Regions from separate parts of the Mus musculus genome. Here region 1 is linked to region 2. A link is a loop called in an ENCODE intact Hi-C map of the cell type or tissue named here. Cell type or tissue: heart. All regions are shown on one strand.

Evidence for each region. Hi-C counts contacts between places; a loop is a spot of excess contacts. Peaks named below come from ENCODE experiments on the same cell type or tissue, not always from the same donor. Only the 100,000 strongest peaks of a DNase experiment are listed, where the experiment ranks them.
Region 1: a loop joins it to region 2, with 7 times the contacts of the local background. A loop is called at or near these places in 4 of 42 quality-filtered maps.

Annotation. Positions count from the first base shown.
Region 1 is chr7:71,091,168-71,093,667 of GRCm38, forward strand. All of the region lies in intron 5 of Gm36011 (a long non-coding RNA gene), which reads right to left. Gm39033 (a long non-coding RNA gene) reads left to right here. Exons shown (of 3, transcript XR_882210.1): 1 at 1-58. Among named protein-coding and RNA genes, the nearest start is that of Gm39033, 1.4 kb to the left of the region's middle. In heart, no CTCF peak of the experiment used is centred here; DNase peaks (open chromatin) are centred at 1,324 and 2,324.
Region 2 is chr7:71,369,634-71,372,133 of GRCm38, forward strand. It overlaps Gm29328 (a long non-coding RNA gene), which reads left to right and starts at 599. Exons shown (of 3, transcript XR_001778177.1): 1 at 599-790. In heart, no CTCF peak of the experiment used is centred here; a DNase peak (open chromatin) is centred at 1,358; H3K27ac peaks cover 1,055 bases.

The DNA.
Region 1 (2,500 bases), 280 kb before region 2:
ACTGTTGGGATGAACAGACACTGGACAAATGGACCCATTGGGCTGGTTGGCTCCAAGGGTAAGAACATTCACATCTATTTATCATGAATGGAACCGAAAGCTTCCATTTTCACCCTTGTTCTACAAATGTTCTGTCCCATCAGTGTGTATTGTGGTCTAACAGAGTTTGATGGCACAGAGTCTTGTGAAATGAGCTTTCTCTTATGAGGCTGAAGGGAGGGCACTGAAACTGCTTGCTTGGGTCTCTACCACTCCTTTGCCTTTTGTTTTATCAAGTGCAGTCTGTGGCTCAGTTTCCATATCTGGAAAAAAGTTCATTAGGGTGAATACATCTCGAAACATACTTGGGGTGGAGGAGATAGCCCAGTGTGTAAAGTGGTAGGTGCAGGAGCATGAGGACCTGACCTTGGATCCCCAGAACCCACACAAAAGCTGAACATGCACTTTGTCTCCAAAATTAGAGTGACAAACAATGGAGGGAGAGAGCAAATGTTGACTTATAGTCTTGCTACAGCACAAATAAAATATAAGCAAGAGGAAAGCCCTGAGAGTAGTGGTTCTCAACCTGTCATCAAGACCTCTCTCTTTGGGGACGGAATGACCCTTTCACAGAAGTCACATATCAAATACCTGCATATCATATATTTACATTATGATTCATAACAGCGGCAAAATTACAGTTAAGAAGGAGCAATGAAATAATTTTATGGCTGGGGTGACTAGAACATGAGGAACTCTATTAAAGGGCCACAGTATTAAGAAGGTTGAAAACTACTGCCCTCGTGCTTTGCCGAACAGTCCATAGATTATAGAAAAGGTGATATTGCACTGGTGTTGATGGATTGGATCACTTCCGATTGTGGCTCCTTTCACCATTTGTGGTTTAGAAACTGACAGCAAAAAATGTACTAAGGACAAGAAGGAAGATTGGCAGCTAGACCAGATCACCTGGCTTATGGCATTGACTGAGGGTCCTCTATCCCTTTATTGACAACCTCAGTTTAATCAAAGGCTATCCTTGGGTAGTAGAAATAAAAGCCTACCATTTCTTAAAATTATGCCAAAGAAAAATAAAGCAACTCTGCCTAAACTTTTCCCTTACTTAACGGGAAGACAAGCAGAGTGAGTGGTTGGTGTCTTCTACAGTTTTTTTTTTTTCTTCTTCTTCTTCAAATTTTCCATTGAGCTAGTTCTTTTAAAACAAATTTGAACTTTTCCCATCCCAATGATTCCCACGGACAGTTGGCAAAGAATCCTGGATAACTTGCAAAGCTGGGCTATTTTCCAGGCATGAGTAACTTGTTAAAAAGCCACCACTTCCTTAATACTAACAGTGAGTAGAATTCACATCCACAGAAATCCTCCTGGCCCCTTGGGAGATGTGTGTGTGTCTGTGTGTGTGTGTTTCTGTGTCTCTGTGTGTCTGTGTCTCTCTGTGTGTATGTGTGTGTGCAAAGTCTTTTTTCTTCATAAAACACTTGGCTCTCCGAATGTCTGTTTATACTTCACTTCTTAAAAATAAATACACACGTTTATGCCAGTTGAGGTTAAAAGTATCCTTTTTCCAGTTGCCAGCTGTGTGCCAGTGATTTTATGACAGATGAGTTCAGAATTCATGGTTAGAATGCTTGAAAATGATTTTCCTTCTATTTATCCTAGCTAAAAGAGAAGAGGATAAAATTCTGAGCACTTTTTAAAAACAGGCATTTTCCTGAAATGTAGGTTATTTTATTTGGAAGTCTGCATTAAATATTTTCAAGTACTATAGAGAAACTAAATGTGTAATTTTACATTTGAAGAGCAAAGTTATTATTTCCTCTGTGCAAAGGGGTGGAGTAAATTTCCACAGTAACCTCTCCCAATTGCTGCTCTGACTACACAGCTGCTTATCAGTGCATAATAACAATGATAATGATAATAATAATAATAATAATAATAATAATAGGATTTTGCTAATTTCTAAATCTTTTTAACACATAGGTGTTTTAAAGTTATTAACATCTTTACAGATAAATGGTGGTCTTTCAGTTTTTACAACCCAGCAGAGGCAGGTTAACCAATCTATCATCTTGCATAGTTCATTCTATGACAAGAGCAGCTGAAATCTATTAATGCCACACACATCTTTAATAGAACATAATTTTATCAGCTAGCTATTCAAGTCTGTTGTGTTTGTGTTTGGTGACGGATACAGAGGTCCAGAGAGCCTTCCCAAACTTGTGTCTCCCTGTGATGAGTCTGTAGCTGAATTCTCCCGGAGTCTCTTTATCTGAGTGTTTCATAAACAACTGCTCTTGTCTTGGCAAGGCTGCACAGGGTATACTTTGATAACAGGCTGTCCCGTGAGATAGTTAGCACTTCCTGCTTCCGGTCAGATGTACCATGAGAATAACTTCTCTACATATGTTTTTGCATTTTTGATCACAATCCCAGCTGGAATCAGGAAGTTTGGAGGCGGCGTGGAAATGGAAACTAATTGAAAGTCACAGTGACATTGTTT
Region 2 (2,500 bases):
AAACCTTCCATGTTGGTCTGTGCAGAAAGACATATGAATGCTACTAAGCTTATCTTTGGGGAGAAAGTCAAAGCTCAAGTCTTTTGAAGGCGTAGGAAAAAATTGTCCTAAATCTGACTCTAGAACAATTCTTCTCTAGGTCATGTCAATCTTGGAAACGGAAGGAACGCCTTTTTTCTCTATGCATTTTCAGCTGTAAGTTTATAAAAATACCTGTTGTATAAGAGCAAGTCAGGTTTTGGAAATGACAAGTATTGTGGTAAGAATTCTGGAATGATCTCAGAATGAATGCTCAATACAACCATCATTATTGCTCTTGTTTATGACATCACTACACCTCCTTGAGCTATTAGCTTATCCTCTTCTTAAGTACCCTCAAGAAAAAGGTAAACTATATACTGACACTACATTAATATCTACACATATCCTAAGAAAAAGAAAAGCAGTCAGCTGGGGGAGTCAGTCAAAAGATTAACCACCCATGATAGAAAGAATTAAATTCTTAGGTCAGTCTATGGCATGAGTTTTTCTCATATTTAGATAAAGCATTTTACCTTTAGTCTGCTATTCTTTATCACACACACACACACACACACACACACACACACACACACACACACACAGTTGCATTGCACAGGAGGGAGGCAGAGGTCTCTACAGATTATGAATATCCATCTCAATGTTCAACTTCCCCAACACAGGACAAAATCACCAACATCTTCAATGGGAGAAAATCCTTTATCGGCTGATTCATTTCCATGTTTTGTTTCTGCAGGAGACGGGATATCCTGTGAGTCTATGAGAGGGACGGGACTTGGTGGGATCATTTCAGATATGCCATTTAGCATTATTATTGTGGTTGAGATGGTGAATCTGGTATTATATTTATCAACTAATTTTCATTTTTGGCATTTTCATTTTCTTCTGCTTCCTTCCCATTTTACCCTGATTTGAAAATTACTTAGTAGGATTTGGAAAACATAATGTAAAGAAGTCATATCCCCCTGCATTTGCTACTAAATGATGAAGCAGTTGTTGTGTGCCCTGAAAGCCCTTAGTTTGCTACTAAATGAGGAAGCAGTTGTTATGTGCCCTGAAAGCCCTTGGTTGTGTTCCATTCTGTTTTCTGTAAGTTTGGAACCAGTAGGCCACACACCTTCCCCTGATATTAGAGGAAGGGGAACAGAGGAACCAGGCTACTGAGAGACATTCCAGTGTGAGCAAGCTCACAGAAGTCCCAAGTATCTCTTACAGGCTCATTAGTCAGCCCAAACCAGGAAATAAATATCCTCCTGTTTTGTGATCACCCCCTAGCTACTGCTGTAACAGGAAACATAACTGAGAGGAAGACATCTGAGCACTCTGCCGCCCCAGTTGGAAACCAGCCCTTTCCCATACCTCTCCTGAACTGTAGCTCTGAGGGAAGGAGCCCCTGATTCCCCCACTGCACCGGGGTTACCTTTGACTTTAAAACAAAGTTTCAGGAAACTATTTGTGTGGATTGTGAGTTTAGGTTGCCTTTTGGTCAGGTACAATCCTCTCCGTTTTACAGCGACTTGCTTCTGTGAAACACAGCTGAGGATTTTCTGCACACCGTGTATTTCATGGCGTAGAAAACAGATCTCTGCCAGAAGTCAATGAGTTGGGATTTTATAAATAGGTTTATCTAAAGAGAAGCGAACTAGAAATAAGATTGGTTGACACCTTGGGAAAGGGAACTTTTGAGAAATTAAGCAAATGTAAATTAACCAAAGCTGATTTTGTTTTGTTCAGTAGGTAGACCATAAGCTTCTGGGGTTTTTTTTGGGGGGGGGTTGTTTTCTTGGGTTTGCTTTGTTTTGTTTAGCTGTCTTAGTCGCTCATGCCAGGGTGGCTTGACCTCAATGTGGTTATTTTGAGTACAATTCACCAGCAAAAGCCTCAAGGTTCCAGGCTCCAGAAACGGTAGCTCCCAGTTAGCAGCTCCAGTGGAAACCCCACCATATATTCCTTAGACTTCCTTATCAACCACCCTGGGCACACTCACCAGGGTACACTCTTTGCTTCATCCTACCTCCTGCCCAAACTCTGTTTCCTGGTTTGCCCATGTCCTGTGATATACGCAGCTCTGAAAATTAAGATTGCAGCTTTGATTTCTCTAACCTGCATTTCCCTTCCAGATTAGTGTGGAGGCCAAAGGGAGTTTCTGCTTAACGATTATCTACTTCTCTGATTATTTCATTATGTAGCATTTTCTTTATAACTCTGAGTTATGAGCAGGACTTGAGAACGTCCTTAATATTCTGAGGTATAACCAGAACTTCAAAAATTACCTCCCTCATATCCTTTGATGGCTTGTATCTGGGGGACGTTTTGAAAACAGAAAGTGTTTGTGGCCGTCTTCTAAATAGCTGGTCTGTTTCCCACTGAGTCACCTCTCCCCTCTCACCCAACAATACACACTAATTATGGGGGCAAGTGGAGGTCATGTCCCTGGCTGGTTCACCCCTATTTGCCCTTA